2 separate regions of the Homo sapiens genome follow, and region 1 is linked to region 2. A link is a loop called in an ENCODE intact Hi-C map of the cell type or tissue named here. Cell type or tissue: dorsolateral prefrontal cortex. All regions are shown on one strand. Links, peaks and the distances in the headings refer to the core of each region. The heading gives the core; the rest is flanking DNA. Region 1 has its middle 150 kb from the start of LINC01613. Region 2 has its middle 200 kb from the start of LINC01613.

Region 1 (9,710 bases), core at 2,235-7,234, 52 kb before region 2:
CTCCAGCTGGATTGGAGATCCCAGGGGACCCATCTCTTCTAGCAGGATTCCAGCAGTAGCACCCTATGCTGCAGCTTCACCACCAGACACAGGTCTTCCAGGGCCCAGACTGGAACCACATGTCTCCCATAGAATGAGAAGGAGTTTACCCAGGTGACAAGGTCCCATGCTTGGCGTTTTCCTTGGTAATTCCTCAATGGACACATTCAGCGTCAGAATAATCACAGCCATGTGCCTCCTCCAAAGTTTTATATTCACAAACCATTAGATCTAAAAGGTGGAAACAGTTCTGTAGAAGTCATCCAGGGAAGGGCTATGCTCAGTGGCTTACAGTAATGTTTTCAAATGTTTTTGACCACAACTTCCAGAAAGATGTACATTTTATATTGTGACCCAGTGCAGCCATAAGTATATATGCATATATGCATATAATTAAAATATATGTGTAAAACATATATGCATGTGTATGCAACTACAACAAAAGTTCACAAAACAATACTGACTCTTAATTTTGTGTGATTTGCTCTTATTTTTCTATTCTAATCAATTTCAGTTTATTCCATTTCATTGCTTTCCATTAAAAAATGTGCTAGTTGCAACCCACCACATTGTTTTTACAGCCTGCAGTTTGTAAAACACTATTTTGGTGTGGGTTCCAGTTACAGCTCTGGGGTACTGGACCTAGCCTCCCAACCTCAGTTTTCTCTTCTGTAAAATGGATATAATACCATTATTTTTCTCATCTGATTGTTGTGAGGACTAAATAAAATGATGGTTACATATGGATCCTCAATAAATGAAAGCTTTTATAATAAAAATCATGAAATATTATCTAATTCATATTCTTCACTTTGAAGACGGGAAGCTAAGAGCCACTGAAAGGGAAGAAGTTCACCAGAGGTTACTCTAGTAATAAGCAGAGTTTGTGGCCAGAATCAAAACTTGTGACACATTCTAGTACTCCAGGCCACCTCTAAGATGTCCTGCTTTTAGAAGCCGCACTAACTGCTCAGGATGACCTCATGTCTTCAAATGTCCCACTCCTTCTGTGCCTTTTCCAGCCTCTTGGAAAGCCATTTTTACCGGGTTTCCTGCAGAGGCTTTTCAAAATGCCAGTGCCCCAGGGAGACCATGTGTTTTCCCACCTGCTGAGTGTAACAGCCAGTAAATGGATGTCTTGGTCAGGGAATGAGGCCACAGGGATGCTCAAATGGAAGGAAAAAAGTCTCCCAAAGGGCTCGCTTAGTCACTCTAAGTCCCTCAGAGGGACTGACACTAGGAAGATGAGATGACAGAGTGTGCTTAAGTTCTGAGTCTGGTCCTTAAGAACCACAGAGGCATAAGCTCAGGGTTTCGTGGGGGAAGCTGATAGCTGTGAGTAAAGAATGTTTTCATCATTTTTGCACAGGTGTAGGATGAGGAACTCAGCTAGGACTTTCCAGCCCTGTCATTCCTGGTGATTACCTAGTGCTTTCTCACCTCCTTGCCTTTGCTCAGTCAAGTTCTTCCTGCCTAGAACATGGTTCCTTCTTTTGCCGTGTATTCAAATCTTTCCTATCCTAATGCCTTTCTCTGTTGCCTCACGTAATCCCCCCGCTGGAAGATACCTCATGGCAGCTGGTCATTCCCTAGCTGTGTCATAGGTTAGTATATAAAATTGTTCTCTCCTACTGATATTTAAGTCCCTCAAGGGGCAGAATCTGCATCTGATTTGTCTTCATGTCTTTCTCTGCCCCTAGCAATACAGATACTTCTTGGCTTATGTCAAGATAAGCCCATCATAAATCGAAAATATTAAGTCAGACAAGCATTTAATACACCTAACCAACTAAACATTATGGTTTAGCCTAGCCTACTTTAAATGTGCCCAGAACAGATACATTAGCCTACAGTTCGGCAAAGTCATTTAACACAATGTATTTTTATAATAGAGTGTTGAATATCTCATGTGCTTTATTGAATTCAGTCCTGAAAGTAAAAAACAGAATGGTTGTATGGATACTTAAAATATGGTTTCAACTGAGTATCATTTTCGTACCAAGTTGAAAAATTGTAAGTCGAATCATCTCAAGTTGAGAACTGTTTGTATTTTGTTCATGTAAGGCATTGAAATGTGTATTGGGTGAATGAATGAGTGAAAAAATAGATGAGCATGTGGGTAGGTGAATGTTATGAAACTGCTTAGTATTACAAGAATACATTATTGAGGATGTGTTTACGTGTGTGTGTTTTCCATAACTAAATTGCAAGTCACAAGTTCTCAATCTTGGGTGCTCATGAGCATCACCTGCTGAGTTTATATTAAATACTACAAACCCACAAACAGAAATTCTGTTTAAATAGGTCAGGGCTAGGCCCTGGAACAGCCATATATTTAACATTCTCTCTTGGCTATTCTAATGTGCTGCATCATAGTTCAGAGCCCACTGCTGTTAGCTTTTTGATTAAAAGGAAAATGATGCATGGAAGTGCCTGGTGGAGTAGCTGGTACATGGTAGTGCTCTGTAAATGTATATAAACACTGCCTCTTGTTCCTTCCTCCTGAGGGTTGGAACTCTATTATGCCTTTTCCTATTGTGCATGGAGCTGAGCCCAAGGGACAAGTTAGAGAGAGGGCAGCAGATGTTTCAGTGGGGAATGTGATCCAGTGTCCAATGAGGCAGCCCAGAAGATGTTACATACTCAGAACTTGGGTAGAATAATTGTAGACTACTGCATTCAAGGAGAACTTTGCAAATACAATTAGAATTGAGTTGGCACTCACTTCAATGGGCAGAATTTGATGAACTGGTGAAAAACATGCAGGACATTCTAGAAAAGGAACATAGCATCATCAAAGACAGGAAGATGGGAAGGATTATCATGTGTCAGGCAAGGCGCTGAGGACTTTACATGCACGGTCTTATTTAAAACTCATAGGAACTATTGCTATCCTTACTTTGCACATGATAGGACAAGGTTCAGAGTAGGTAAGCAATTAGTTCAAGGTCACATAGATAGTAGGTGGTGGTCCTGAGATTTAAATGGGGATTTGTCTGAGATATTGACTGCTGGAAAAAAGGTAGAGAGCACAGTGTATAGACAAGTCTGGCTGGTGGACTTGGAAAGGGAAGAGGTAAATCTATTAGAAAGGCATGTTTGGGCTAGAATGTGGATGCTAGTATACCACCAGACTTTGATTTACCTTGAGGGCCTAGGGAGTCACGAATTTTTGAATGACATGATTCATATGGCTAAAAAGTACAAAGAATCAAGAGTTAGCAGGGTTGACAGGAGCCTTAGGGTAAGTTACTTAATTCACAGCTGGCCTAATGAGGAAATTGATTTTACCATTGCCAAGTTATTCTTGCTGGAGATCAAACCCAATGATTCAACCTTTTTTAGAAAAAGAAATTTGTAAGCATCTGCATGAGCAAGTTTATAATCTCATTTCAGATTTTTTTTTCTTCAGGGGGCATTCAACAAGAGTGTTTTTACTGAACACCTACTACAGGCCAGAGCCAGTATGGTGAGCTGCAGACAAAGAACTACAGAAGACTCTCTCCCTTCTTTTTTTCCTCCCTGTGGTGATGACCTGGGAGACTAAACTGGAATTGACTCATCAGAAGTTTTCCATTATCTCTCAGCCATCTTTTTGCTGAGCTGAAAATGCACAGAATTACCTTAACATTCCCAACTGGGTCTTATTTTCCAAGCCACTTTCATCCGCTGTCTTGTTTTCCTTTGAACTACATCCAATTTATCACTTTTTTCTTTTCTTTCTGGAAACATGATGCTTAGAATTGAACACAGCCGTCCAATTAAGTCTTAACCACAGCCAACTAGGGCATAGTAATTGTCTAGCTTGTTTTACACGGTGAAGTCTTATTAATAGGTAGACGAGGAAGAGGACAGAAGTATACTTGGGCCATTTGAAATTTTATTTTGAAGCAGCACATGCAAAGGTGGGCAGCAGAAACTAATAAGCCAAATAAGCCATCAGCTGCCTTGGAAACATTCTTTTAAATTTTTTTGTGCCATGTTTTATTTGGGAGGGTTTTGCATTCACTTATTTTATTACCTTGACATTTTTATACCCCTAGTAACAATTTTTTTTATATATAAGTTAAGCTTTTACTTAGGTACAGTGCAAAGCTGTTCTTGAGATGAAAGCTGTTATCTGATTCAGAGCTTAATGTTTAAAAGTTCTCAAGCTGGTGAATCTAAAGACATTCCCTGCATAATTGTGTACTTAGAATTCAGTGGCAGCGTAAAAGAGAGAGAGAGAGAGTGCTTCATGTTCTGTCTGGAGTTACGAAAAAAGACAATTTATTTTTAAGTGAACTGGGGGAGAAGGGGGAAAAGACTGCAATGAAGGTGTTTGGCTGAGTGACTGAAATACCATCTGGAGGCTTGGCTGGTAAAGAAGAGAAACCCTAGAAGGAAGAAGAAATGGAACACCTAAGCTGAAAAGGGACCAGCATGTTCTGGGAGATGTAGTCTTAAACCAATGATATAAATTTGTATGGAGTGAAGGGAGTGAGCTAATTAGCCCCTTTTGATAACAAGGTAATTATTATTTAATTTTTTTAAACTGTGGTATAGCACACTTCAGAAAATTGATCATTTTAACCATTTTTAAGAATACAATTGAGTGGCATTACATGCATTCACAATGTTATGTAATCAATACCATCATCCATCTCCAGAAGTTTTTTTCATCTTCCCAAACTAAAATTCCGTAGCCATTAAACAATAACTTTCTACTGTACTTCCCCCTAGTTCTTGGCAACTACCATTCAACAGGAGGCCATTATTTTTAAAAGGATAGAAGGAAGTAAATGTCTTTGTGTCAGGGCTCAACCAATCACACCAATTTTATGAAGCGACTTCCAACCATTCCAATGCCATTGTTTTCCTCCAGCCTCAGTTTAGTCTTTTCTTCGATGGTGGCTATAGTTCCACAGGTCTATGTTGTCTGTCTAACCAGACTGTGATGTCCATGAGAACAGGTAGCCTTAAGGTCACCTTGTATGGTCCTCAGGGTTCCTGTAATACTGGATGCTAACAGCTAACTCTTCTTGAGTGTTTGCCATCTGCCAGGCACTGTGATAAAACATTTTACATCTTTTACCTCTAGAATCCTCACAGCAATCCTGCAAAGGAGGTAACGCTAAACCTGTCTTCCAGATGAAGAAACTGAGCATATGACCATTTAAATAATTTGTGGAAGGTCAAGTGGAGAAACCAGAGTTTCAATATAAATCCATCTGTTTACCAAATATGGGCACTTTCCAATGTTCCTTTTAAAGCCAATCTTCATCAGCATCTTTGTCTATAGGAAGATGGAACTTTCAGACACAGAAACAATGTGGTTAGTAGAAGTCCATTTCCTTTCGAAGATGGTGTTTCCCAGAACACTAGTTCCACAGCATGGTAGTAGGTACAGTATTTCTTGAAACTGAAAAAAGGGAGAAGGGTAGGGAGGACTTTTCATATGTGATTCAATACTTTTGGCATATATTGAGTTAAACACAGGTAAACAAAATCTTTCTTGCAGGACTTCTCAGAGCCTAGATGATTCATCCGTTTGCAAGCTTATTTTTCTTTGTTTTATGACAATCTTGTGAATCCAGTACTCCATAAGAAAACTTTGGCAAATGCCAGGGGTGACATTCAAAATATTTAACAACTGTTACAGCCTGGTTGGCTGATCATAATGGGTAGCAGTCTAAACAGAATGAACAGGAGCCAACAACTAGGGCGGACACACCGATGGGTACTGATGGGAAATGCCACCTGCAGGACATTGGGCCTCATCTTAACCTATCAAGGCTCCTGGAACATGGACATTGCAGGGGCTGGGGAGCAGCTAAGATGTCCAACTGTCCCAAGGGAAAGAGGAAGCCAATTTCCTAGAAATGCTCTTTGGGGATGTCCAGAGTTCACGGATTGGTAATAAATGTTGTCCGTCTCTGATGTGACACCTTGCCTAACCTATAAGTAGAGGTTAGGATGCCTCAAGTCTGTCCATGGTAGATTTTTGCTAGGCTCTATTTTATTTTAAGTAATGGCAACATAGCTTATTGAAAGGAAAATTAGACAGTGATCCAGAGGGACTCTGCCTGGGATGCTTAGTGACTAGAGGTTGGTTTTTGCTCTTTGATTTGCTTGTCTTTGTAGTGAAGGGTGTGGGCTAGGTTATCAAAGTTCTCTTCAGCCTCTAACATCTCACGACTCCATCTTTTGGACAGCTCATAGATTTGCTGATTCCCATTTTTAGGGAGTAACTATACTTTTCTTCTCTCCTCAAGTAAAGGTAGTATATGTTTCTTCCTTACCTGTCATATCATGCTACTACAAAGAGGAAGTTTTCTGACTTTTGAATTCTGTGTCTGTCTGATTATTTTTCATGCTTGATGCAGCCAGGAGTGGAGTGGGGACATGTATCTTTCATATTTATTCAAGGGCTCCAAATCTCTGTAATCTTTGCTCTTTGCTCCTGTTAAATATTCTATACTTCTTTTTTGTTTAAACGTGTTTGAGTGGTCTATTCATAGGCTGATGTGCATCCCTTGCTTGCTTTCTCTGCATCTTTTGCAGTGGGACGGGAGAGTAGTGATGAGGTTTTCGGGAGATGTTTAATGCTCATGTCGATTCAATTTCTACTTTGTCCAAGTTAACCTGGAATCTAACCTGGAAAACCCACCAGTTTGATTGATGTTTAGGAACTTATCACAAAGAAAACAAAGTTATTTGTTTGAAGATATTTGTTGTTATTTATAAGAGTGCAATATCAGAAGTGCACTTACAGTACAGCACAAAGAACACGTTTAAGTAAAGTATAATAGAATGATAATTTTATGCAGTTATTTAGGTTTTAGCCCTGAATTTGACATAGAACTTTAGGGGAGCTCTATGGCTATGACTACATAAACTCCACAACTGCCTGCCTACGCACAAGATTGAAGAGGAATGTGGATGAATAAACATGATTGATTTGTTAGGGTAGTGGGATTATGGATAAAATTGTTTCTTCTGTCAGTTTCTGTTAGTTGCAACAAATGTTTATTCAATGTATAAGATATGGGGAATCATGTTATTTACGGTGGAATAAACACAGATTTTAGAATCAGACAAATCTAGATTTAGATCCTGATTTTTGTTACATCTTTATGTAGGATTTTGGGCAAATATCTTATTCCCATAAAGCTGTGTGTGGAAAGTGAGTTCTTTTCTTCCCCTAAAATCAAATCAAATCAAACTAAAAGGAACTTCTATATTATAGTAAAACCATCTAGCATTATAATAAGCCAGAGTTTGACCTTTGCTGATTCATGATGATCCCTATTTTAAGGCTGTCTCGTTCTAGAATTAGTAGGAGACACTATAGCATCAGGGTTCTCCATTTGAGCTCCAGAATGCCTGTGTCCTAACTGCGTGCATGGCCTTGGCAAGGGACCCTTCTGAGCTTCAATTTCCTCATCTGTTGAGGTTTGACCTGGGTAGCAGGCAACAGTCCTCTTTGTTGCTTGAATTCAGAACCAGCTGAGAAAGAGACATCTGAGTCACAGATATGGAGATCAGAAAATTACCTTTATTCCTTTAAAACCATTTTGAGAATGTAACATGGACACACAGCATGGATGTGTCTCCTAATCCAGTTTTTTTTTTTTTCCAGCTATATACAGCACCGCACAACCATAGAAATTTCTTCCTCAGGTAGAACAGGCTCCTGTAAGCTTACAGGAAGGGTGAGCAGAATGCATCCAAGAGAAGCAAGACTCAAAGACCCAGTGCCCTCTCCCAAACACACCCCTGAAGACTCAGTGGGATTACACACGTTGGTTTTTATTCAATAGCTGGCATATATAAATAGTGCTCAATAAGTGGGGATGGCTACTGTTCATCTACCAGCTTCCCAGATAAAAGATTCTTCTGGATGCCTTCATGGATGAATTGCCAGACCAGTGTGGCCACATGTGGCCCCATAGCCAACCTCATGTGGCATGGGGTTGAGGGTGTGAACTTAGAAACTAGATGGTCTAGGTATAAATCCTGGCTCCACCATTCCTGGTTGCATGGCCTTGGACAATTTACTTAACCTCTATGCATGTTAGTTTCTCCATCTGTAAAATGGGGATAGGAACAGTAACTACTCCTAGATTCTTTATGAGGATTAAACAAGCTAATATTTGTAAGCACTCAGAGCAGACCCTGGCACATAGTAAAAATGTTTGGTGAATATAAATAAGTAATGAAGATCTAGATGTTAATTATGGGGCCTCCCCACTCCACAAGCTCAGTGGATTTAGGGCACAATGATGACATACCGGATCGTCTCTATTAATGAGTGTATTAGAGAGATTTCTCATCCCTGTGAAACTTCCCATCCCTTTTTTGTTAGAAAAAATTGCTCTGTGGTTGGCAACAGGAATGATTCTGAGTTAAACTGCCTCCATTAGTATGTGCAGAGTTTTAGACTATGGATCGACAGTCTTCTTCACCCCTCTTACCACTCTAAATTTCTTGGTTAAATTTCCAGCAAGATGAGGATTATTTATAATTTGGCCCTAACTACAGCCCAGCAGGAGAACATGTTAATGAGTTCATTAATTAATTAGCTTGCATTTGCATAGTACTTTAGCATTTGCAAAGCCCTTTCAGATTCATTATTTCATTTTATGATCACAACACCCCAGCGAGGAACAAGGCTGGGGTTATCCAGATTTTCAGACAAGGAGTCTGCATCTCTGTGAAGCTAACTGGTCTGCCCCAGAAAACTAGCTCAGTGGCAGAGCTGGGATCAAACCCAGCTCTCTGTTCATTTTAGGCAGAGACTCTGGATTCTTTTTGACCTTCATTTACATCCTAGCTCCAATCTATATTACCTGTGTGATTGTAATCAAGTTATTCAGCCTCTAGGATCATTAGTTTTCAAATCTTTACAATAAAGATAAAAATAGTACCAACCTTATTAGGACTCATAAGAATATTAACCAAGATAATACACAGAAAGCACACACTGTAACTGTGTGGCCTGTGGGAGGTAATGCTATTATTATTATAAAGAATGAGGCCGGGCACAGTGGCTCATGCCTGTAATCCCAGCACTTTGGGAGGCTGAGGCAGGCAGATCAGTTGAGGTCAAGAGTTTGAGACCACCCTGGCCAACATGGTGAAACCCCATCTCTACTAAAGTACGAAAATTAGCTGGGTGTGGTGGCGGGTGCCTGTAATCGCAGCTACTCAGGAGGCTGAGGGAGGAGAATCTCTTGAACCTGGGAGGCGTAGGTTGCAGTGAGCTGAGATTGCACTACTGCACTCCAGCCTGGGTGACAGAGGGAGACTCTGTCTCAAAAAAAAAAAAAAAAAAAAAAGAAAGAAAGAAAAGAGTAACAATAAGCTTCTACTAAGTATAACATGGTGTAGGCTGTGGAAGTATCACGTGCAAACAGAGAATAAAGAAGAAATGAGTTGGATCCCTTTTATGCAGTTGGGGAATTGGGAAAGCCTTCTCTGAGGCATAGGGGCTGAACTTGGACTGGTGAATATAAATTTTTCCAAGCAGAGAAAGATGAAAGAAAATATCAGGGAGCAAAACTCTTTGGCCCAAACCACAGTGGTGGTGAACCTATTTTCTGTCTTTAGGGACAGGATAGCAATTTGGTTAGGGAGTTGTGGGGGGTACATAGTAGTGAACATGATGACAGATATGTAAATTTGATATA
Region 2 (9,710 bases), core at 1,578-6,577:
CTCTCTGACTTATAAGATTGGTGTTGAGATACAGTTATTGATGTGAAAGAATAAAACTGCATACGTATGATTCTATATGTGTGCTGCTTCTGTCACACTAGTACTTATGAGGCCAGATTAATTTTATTTTTATGTCTTTACGACGTAACATTATGACTTTATTTATTTAAGGTTTATCTTCTACCAACTTCTCCAAAATATTGCGGTGACAAATTAAGAAATAGAGAAAAGGTAAATTAAATGTAAAGACAGATTTAAACAAATTTACACGAGCAAATAATAAATATGCCTTCTGAGTTGAGCTAATTTGCTAACCCAGCACATAACAAATTGTTTATGCTATATGTCTACATCTGTATCTATACATCTAAATGTAATTGTTGATTTTGTTTTCATTATTGAACAAATGAATGAATTGACACACCTGCTAGGATGAGGAACTGAATTTGATTCTGAGTTTTCTCATAAATAGGGGGAAAAGGAAAATAAAGAATATAATATTAAAATGTAAATATAAATTTACAGCCACATGATGTGACTAAAGAGAAGATACATTTATCCCAACGGACAGGCTTTTGGCACAGCAAAGAATTCAGTGAGGAATTTGTTTTAATGGACTTTTGAATAATAAATCTTAAAGTAAATAATGTTAATTCCTCCTGCTGCTTCCTCCTCCAACACGTTTGTTTGACTGGTGTGTATTTTTGTTGTTGTGTGCTTAAAATTTTGGGTGTAACCAAAGCAGGGATGCTGAATCATCACCTTAGGGTAGAAGGGCTCAGTAGGGCAGGAGAAGCAGTGTAGGCTGGTGGTTAATACAAGGGGCTTTAGCAGTGAGGAACTCACTTCTTTACCTGTGAAATGGAGATAGTAATAATAATAATAGTAAATAGTATCTACTTCACATGGATACTGTGAGGATTAAGGGAGATAACAATGTAAATGTGCTTGGCATGGCAAGTGTTTGAGAAGTGACAGCCACACAGTCAGACCTCCTCTGATTTGGAGCTATCACTTCTTAAACACTGACACAGAGCAAGCATTTAAGAAGTGACCGCCAGCTGGGCATGGTCACTCATGCCTGTAATTCCAGCACTTTGGGAGGCTGAAGCGGGTGGATCATGAGGTAAGGAGTTCAAGACCAGCTTGACCAACATGGTGACACCTGGTCTCTACAAAAAATCAAAAATTAGCTGGGCGTGGTGGTGTGCACCTGTAATCCCAGCTACTTAGGAGGCTGAGGTAGGAGAATCACTTGAACCCAGGAGGCGGAGGTTGCAGTGAGCCGAGATCACACCATTGCACTCCAGCTTGGGCAACACAGCAAGACTCTGTCTCAAAATAATAATAATAATAATAAAAGTGACAGCCCCAAATCAGAGGGGGTCTGACTCCCTGCTGGGGATATCGTGCATTGTTTCTCTCCCTTCCCCTGTTTATGCCCTGTTAAAGAATGAGGTGTGAGTGGCACCACTGGTAATTAAGGATTTTTGTTTGTTTTTCTCTGGAGCTTTGTTTCCTCCGAATGCAAAAAGACTGGGACTTCAATAGTTCCAAATGACAATAAAGCTCAGACAAATATGCTTTTATCTATTTCCCATTGCATGGTGTCCTGCCAGATTTAATTTGAGTAAATCTTAAGTCCTCGTTTAGATTGCAAGTTTCTCCAGGGAAAAGAGAGTGACTTCTCTTCTGTTACCTCTACTGCCCACCTGAATTCCTCCAACGCTTATATTTGGAGCAGCCCAGAATGTTCTAGGCCATGAGACAGAGCAGTGAACAAGCAAAGTTTCTGTTCTCATGAAGCTCAGCTTTCAGTGAGAGGAACAGATACAGCAAGTAATCAAATGAATAAACATGACAGGTTCAGATAATAAGTGTTATGCAGAAAATTAAAAAGAGCCAAGTGACAGAAGACAACTGGGAGTTCATTGATTTATGGATCAGGGAAGGATATTCAAGGAGATAGTACATGGACGAAGCTTTGAGAATAGTGCAAGGAAACCAGCGAAGCTGCCATCCAGAGGAGAGTGTTCCAGACAGAGAAAGAACAACGACAAAGACCTTGAGGTTGAATAAGTGTTCAGAGACTAGGAAGATGGCCTGGGTGGTTGTTATGTGGTAAGGAGAAGGGGAATGGGATCAGCTGAGACCAGAACCCAGAGCTGGTCTAGGAAGGAAACTCTATAAACACCAACAAAGAGATTGTACTGCTAAAAGAAGTTCCTCAGGGCAGGGCCAAGTTCTAATCTTCATGATGCTTCTGGATACCTCCTGTATTTAGAGAGATTTATCTACGTGATGGCTACTGTTAAATCTTGAAAGAAATAACTCCCAATACTATTTTCAAAACATCATCTAACTTGGTTCTCAAATTAACCTTGGGAAGGAAGTTATTGGGATTCCTGCTTTATGAGTGACTGATCTACAATTTAGAGAATTTGACAAATGTAGATTTCAAGTTGTTATGTTAGAATTTGTCTCGGCCTTCTTACTCCAGGCCCTGGGTTTCTTCCACAGCATCAAAGATGCTTCTCAATTCTTTGGAATCCTCTTCTATCATTTAAGACCAGTCTTATACGTGGGTGTACAGAAACATGGGGAATAGGTATCAATACTTTGATTGAATTCATTCAATATGCACTGACGACACTGCCATCACCATTACCACCAGAATAGTATTAACAATAGTTACAATTTATTTAGCGCCTACTTTTTCAAGAAACATGCTAAGCACTTGGAGTACACCATTAGATTTCCTTTGCCCAATAATCCTAAGAAGTAGACATAATTATCACCTTCACTTTATAGATGACAATAAAATGACTGCTCAGAAAGTTTAAGTAAACTTGTCCAAGGTCATACAGCAGGGAGCTGGAATTAATGTAAACTGGAGGCTGGACAACTCTGATGTTTACCTCAACTACATGAACTAGATTAGCCACTGGGGGCCATGTGATGGAATAAGACTGAGTTTATGATCTTGAAATGGTCATACTGTATATGGGGATGTCTCTCTGAAGGGAGCTCAGCCTCTGTTCGCCTGCCCAGCCTGCCCCGGCAAAGTGAGAACAGAGCTTGGTTCTGTTTGACAACTCGGCAAGTTAGCATCTATGGCTGTAAAGGCAGGAGTGGAGGAGGAGCTGAGCTGGAGGAAGCCAAGCAGCACCACATATCAGCACCAGCATCTAGGGAGGGAGAGGGTGAGAATCAAGGACCTTGTGAACAGTTAAGAGGCTCCACCTTGCCATGGGAGACAAGTGGAAATTCTGATTTCCCCAGACCAGACTGTTGAACCACAGTCCAGGCTGTGGTTATTTATATTCCCCTAACAGCCTTGTTTACACAACCTGCCTGGATGCAAATCAGCGCATGGAGGCAGTGGAGGCGGCGAGGTGTGCAGCCGGAAGGGACTGGGGGATTGGTTTTAGTCATGTAGTGTTAACACAGCCACACATGACTGCCCACACTTCTGCAGCTGAGGGAGAGAATGAGAACATGTAGTCCCCAGGACACTTGCCCAGTCCTGCCTGAGCGAGAGATAATGCAAAGAGCGGAGTGGACTTTGATTATCCCAATCCCTTCCTTCACAATCCGCTTCCTTTTCCAGCCCCATCACTCACCCCATCTGCCCCCCTCCCCTCCTGCGTGCACCCTCCATTCCAGTCACTCCTGGCTCTGAATACATCATGCTCCTTCATGGGTTTGTGCTCTGGCTCAGACAGTTTCCTGTGCCCAGAACGCCCTTTCTCTCTCTCTTTTACAACGTGTGTTATGTGTAACTGATGGGGTGCCAGACAGTGTTAGGTAGTACACAGACAGAATTCTTATTTTATGCTAATATTTATTATGTTAGAACTGAATCAATTTAGACAAAGACACTGAATCTATAATAGTACAGGTAGAATATAGATAGGGCAAATAACTTGATGATAGAGTAGAGGTTCTTGCCATTTGGGAAACAATGCTCTTATTTAATTGAACATGGCCTGGCTTTTATAACGTGAGAGACAGGACTGGATTCTGTTTTGATCTGCAGGGCCCTCTCCGACCTTTGAGGTTCACACGTCTGGTTGTATGACCTTCCTTTGCTCTCCGTGCAGGCCATCTGTTGCCTCCTAATGCATGCCCCGTTGTCCCATTTGCCCCACAGAATTCTATCTTTTTCTGAAGCCCAAATTCTGCTGTCACCAGTGAAACATTCCAACTCTTCAAGAAAAACCCCTCCAAAGACCAGCCTCATCTCTCCACTCTCTCTCTCCCTCTCTCCTTCCCTTTCCCTACCTTCCTTCCTACCTCCTGCCCTCATCCCTAACCTCTAGCTACCACTGTTTTGTTTTTTGTTTTTTGTTTTTTTTTCGAGATGAGTTTGCGCTCTTGTTGCCCAGGCTGAAGTGCAATGGCGAATTCTCGGCTCACTGCAACCTCCGCCTCCTGGGTTCAAACGATTCTCCTGTCTCAACCTCCCGAGTAGCTGGGATTATAGGCATGCGCCACCATGCCTGGCTAATTTTGTAATTTTAGTAGAGACAGGGTTTCTCCATGTTGGTCAGGCTCATCTCGAACTCCCGACTTCAGGTGATCTGCCTGCCTTGGCCTCCCAAAGTGCTAGGATTACAGGCGTGAGCCACTATGCCCGGCCCACTATTTTTTATTTTACAATTTTTTCAGTTTGTGTTATATGAATGGAACCATAAAGTATGTAATTTAGAGGGGTTTTTTTTTTCTCAGCATAACTCCCTTGATATCCATTCAAATTGTTTGTTCCTTTTCATTGCTAAGTAGTATTCTATGGTATGGCTGTACTATAAATTTTTTTTTTTTTTGTATATTTTTGTAGAGACGGGGTTTTGCCATGTTGCCTAGGCTGGTCTGGAACTCCTGGTCTCAAGCAATCCACCCACCTCGCCTTCTAAAGTGCTAGGATTATAGGTGTGAGCCACCGCGCCCAGTGCACAATTTGCTTAAAGGACTTATTAAAAGGACATTTGGGTTGTTTCCAGGGCTTGGTCTATTATGAGTAAAGCTGCTATGAACATTCATGCACAGGTTTTTATGTAAATATAAGTTTTCCTTCCTTTGAGATAAATGTTTTAGTTCAATCGCTGAGTTGCATGGTAAGTGTGTGATTAATTTTATAGGAAGGTACCATACTCGTTTCCAAAGTGGCTGTACAGTTTTCATCCCAAGCAGCAAAGTACGAGTGATCTGGTTTCTTCACATCCTTGCCAGAATTTTATGTAATCACTATTTTTTATTACAGTCCTTCTTTTAAGTGTGTAGGGTTATCTCATCGTGGATTTACTTTACATTTCCTTAATAGTTAATGATACTAAATGTCTTTTCGTGTGCTTTTCATAGACATTTCACTAAACAGTCTATGTCCCTTGCCAATTTTGTAATTGAATGTGTCTTGTTTTGTCTTAACTATCTTGTTGTAAGAGTTCTTTATACGTTCTAGATACAAATCCTTTGTCAGTGCATGATTTGCAAATATTTTCTCCCAGTCTTTTACAGAGCAAATTAAAAAAAAATTAAGATCCAGCTTATCAATGTTTCCTTTATCTGTATCAAGCTTTTTTTTTTAATCTAGTCTAAGTACTGCTTGCCTAGCCTTAGTTCACAAATATTTTTTTTCTTATTTATTTATGAAAATTTTATAGTTTTTTTTTTTTTTTTTTTTTTTTTTTTTGAGATGAAGTCTTGCTGTGTTGCCCAGGCTGGAGTGCAGTGGTGGGATCTCGGCTCACTGCAACCTCTGCCTCCCGGGTTCAGGCGATTCTCCTGCCTCAGCTTCTGGAGTAGCTGGGGCTACAGGCATGTACTACCATGCCCGGCTAATATTTTTGTATTGTTAGTAGAGACAGGTTTTCACCATATTGGTCATGCTGGTCTCAACTGATCCATTTTGGGTTAATTTCTGTATAAGGTTTATCCCCCCTACCCCCCTCCCGTGGATATCCAATGACTGTAACACTATTTGTTGAAAAGCCTATTCATACTCCATTAAATTGTTTTTGCACCTTGTAAAAAATCTGTTGGATATATTTGGGTAGGTTTATTTGTGAGTTCTCTGTTCTGTTTTATTAATGTGTCTTCCTCCACCAATACCACACTCCACACTGTCTCAATTACTGTAGCTAGTAAGTCTTAACATTGAATGGAATGATATCTCACTTTATTCTTTGTTAAGAATGTTTTAGTTATTCTAGGTTCTGTGCCTTTCCATGTAAATTTTAGGATAAGCTTGTTTATATCTACAAAAAGGCTTGCTGAGATCTTGATAGGAATTGCCTTAAATCTGCATATCAATTTGGGGAAAATTAACATATTACTATGCCGAGTTTTTCAAAAGAACACAGTACATCTTTATTTATTTAGGTCTTCCTTGATTTCTTTCAGCAGCATTTTGTAATTTTAAGCATATAGATTCTGTACATGTTTTATTAGATTTATACTTAATTTATTTTCTTTGGAGAAATTGTAAATAGTATTGTATTCTTAATTTGTATTCATATGTTCATTGTTTATATATGAAAATATGAATGATTTTGTGTGTTGATCTTATCTCCTGTGATTTTACTGAACTCACTTATTACCTCAAGTTTTTGTGGAATCCTTAGGATTTTCTATGTACAGTCATGTCATTTACAAATAGGAATAATTTTATTTATTTATTTCTAATTTATATGCCTTTGATTTTTTTTTCTTGCCTTATTGCACTGGTTAGAACTTTCAGTTCTGTTTGAATAAGCTTTGTGGAAGTTGACATTTTCTTCTTCCCATCTTAGAGGCAAAGCATTCAATATTTCACCATTATTTATGATTTCTATAGGATTTTGTAGATGTTTCTTTATGAAGTTGAGAGCATTCCCCCATATGCCTATTTTTCTGGGATTTTTTTTTTTTTAGTCAGGAATGAGTCATGGATTTTGCCAAATGCTTTTTCTGCATCAATTGATATGCTCATATGATATTTCTTCTTTAGCCTGTCAGTATGATGGGTTATACTGATTGATTTTTGAGTTTGGGTCCAATCTTGCTTATATGGAATAAATCCCACTTGGTCATGCTTTATAATTTCTTTCATACATTTCCAGGTATAATTTGCTAAGAATTTGTGGATTTTGTGTATAAGCTTATGAGAGATATTGGTCTTGTAGTTTTCTTTTCTTGTACAATCTTTGTTTGGTTTTGTTACCAGAGTAATACTAGCCTCTTAAAATGCTTTTCCTCTGCTATTTTCTGTCAAATATTAAGTAAAGTTGATGTTAATTCTTTTTAAAATTTTTGGAATGATTCTAAAGTGAAACCATCTAGGCATGAATATTTCTCTTGGGGTTCTTTTAAAATATAAATTAAATTTCTTTAATGATTATAGGATGAATCGAATTATCTCTTTCATCTTGGTTTAGTTTTGCTGGTTTATGGTTTTTGAGGAACTCATCCATTAATTCTAAATTGTCAATTTTCATTTTTGTTTTTGGAGCAAAAATTGTTGCTCTTCTTGACAGATGTCTATATCCTAAAATATGTAAAACAAAAGCAAACACAAATACAACACATAGTTTTTCATGTGGATTTTCTAACTTAGCTCTACTGCCCTGATCTCTATCCAATTCCTTATTCATGGTTGATGGTTTGGTTTTCTAGAACAGTGGTTCTCAGCCACTCTTACTTTTGCCCCCACCCCAGGGGACTTTGGCAATGTCTGGAGACATTTTTGGTTGTCACAACTAAAGTAATGGTGCTATTGGCATTTAATAGGTGGAGGCTACAGATGCTGCTAAACATATTACAATGCGTAGGACAATCTCGACAACAAAGAGTGATCTGGGTTAAAATGTCAATAGTGCAGAAGTCGAGAAATCCTGCTCTGCCCTTGCTCCTCCTTGTGTGTTCTGCAGACCAGCAACATCTGCATCATCTGTGAGCTTGTTAGAAATGAGAATCACAAGTCTCACCCTAGACTTACTATCGCTGATTCTATAGTTTACAAAATTCCCAGACAATTCATATGTACATTAAAATTTGAGAAGTACTGCCCTGGGATAATTACTTCTTGTATGAGTTTCTTATTGTAACAAATTATCACAAATTTAGTGGATTCAAGTGACATGAGTTATTATGATTACCGTTCTGGAGGTTAAAATTCTGAAGTGGGTCTCAGTGATCTACAATTAAGGTACTAAAAAGGCCATGTTTCTGTGTTCCAGGCTCTAGGTGAGAATCCATGTCCTTGCCCTTTACAGCTTCTAGAGGCTGCCTGAATTCTTTGGCTCATGGTCCCCTTCTTCTGTCTCCAAAGGCAGTGACATTTGGCCAAGTCTTTCTCATGCTTGTATCTCTTTGGGTCTGGCTTTTCTGCCTCCCTCCTGTACATTTAATGATCCTTAAATGTGACTTCGCTGGGCTCATCTGGATAGGCCAGGCTATTCTCTTTATTTTATGGTCTGTTGATTAGGAAGCCTAATTCCATATACTACCTTAATGTCCCTTTCCCATTCAAGGTAACATATTCACAGGTTCCAGGGATTAGGTTGTGTTATCTATTGAAAAATCATTATTCTGCCTCAAACACTCCCCAAGTAGACTGAGCATTAGAGTCACTCGGAGAGCTCTTTATTTAGCTCTCAGGCTCTAGCCATATCCAACTGAAACATTTTCTGAGGTAAGGGCTGAGAATGTGTATTTTTTTTTTTTTTTTAAATAACAGCATCCTAGGTGGCTCTGATGATCATCTAGGTTTGGGAGTCATTCTCCTGGCACCTCCTTGGGCAGCCAGTTCCCCAGGAGTGTTACTATTATTATTATTATTATTTTTTGCTTTCACTCTCTATTGAGCAACACTCACAGACTTTCCTGGTGCCCTAGTGTGGGCTCTCCCAGAAGCAGACTTTGAGACAGTGCAAGTGGTTTATTGGGGAGGTGATTCCAGGAAGCACTAGCAAAGCAGTGGGGGATGACACAAGGAAGGGAAAGCAGCTACTAAAGGGTGATTATCAAGTAAGTTACTACTGTTGGAAACTTGAGCTTAATACAGATGAGCAAATTTGGGAGCCTGTGTATGGCATGGATTCAAAGTTATCCCATTTGGGACAGAAGTAAGCTGGAGTATTTACATTGACTTCTGTTGGCCCTTGGTCGAGTGATGTTCCTGGGCTGGAAGCAGGGGTTGATTTCCGGCACATTTGGTCTGCGATGTGCACTGCTGTAGTGGTCATTTGTGGCCAGAGAAAGCCTTTAGCAAAGAGAAAATGATGCTAGTGTTTGGAAGCTGAGAAGTGTGCACTCAGGTGATAAGGTCTAGAATGGTATGAACAGGGCACCAACAGCATCTGTTACACCTTGAATGTTGAGTGAAATCTTTCCTGAAGTCATTAAGAACACAATACTTACAGAACGGATGTGATAGAGGAATTTCATTCTATCCCTCAGAATAGGATACTAATGAGGGAGCAAAAATCCAAGCTCCTCTTAGCCTTCAGAGTCTACAGCAATTATTATTCCTCACCTTTGGTTCCTCTTCGTCTCGTCTTTCAGTCCTTGATCTCTTTTTTTCTGAGATGGAGTTTCATTCTTGTTCCTCAGGCTGGAGTGCAATGGTGTGATTTAGGCTCACTGCAACCTCCGTCTCCCAGGTTCAAGGGATTCTCCTGCCTCAGCCTCCCGAGTAGCTGGGATTACAGGTGTGCACCACCATGGCCAGC

What was found. A loop is a pair of places that touch in the nucleus more often than their neighbours do. Peaks named below come from ENCODE experiments on the same cell type or tissue, not always from the same donor. Only the 100,000 strongest peaks of a DNase experiment are listed, where the experiment ranks them.
Region 1: it touches region 2 in a loop (10-fold over the local background); 1 of 110 quality-filtered maps calls a loop at or near these places.

Annotation. Positions count from the first base shown.
Region 1 is chr9:119,783,709-119,793,418 of GRCh38, reverse strand. No RefSeq gene overlaps it. Among named protein-coding and RNA genes, the nearest start is that of LINC01613, 150 kb to the left of the region's middle. In dorsolateral prefrontal cortex, for the core only: no CTCF peak of the experiment used is centred there; no DNase peak of the experiment used is centred there; H3K27ac peaks cover 2,416 bases.
Region 2 is chr9:119,730,703-119,740,412 of GRCh38, reverse strand. No RefSeq gene overlaps it. Among named protein-coding and RNA genes, the nearest start is that of LINC01613, 200 kb to the left of the region's middle. RefSeq lists enhancers at 3,057-3,106, 3,127-3,186. In dorsolateral prefrontal cortex, for the core only: no CTCF peak of the experiment used is centred there; DNase peaks (open chromatin) are centred at 3,132 and 3,482; H3K27ac peaks cover 1,027 bases.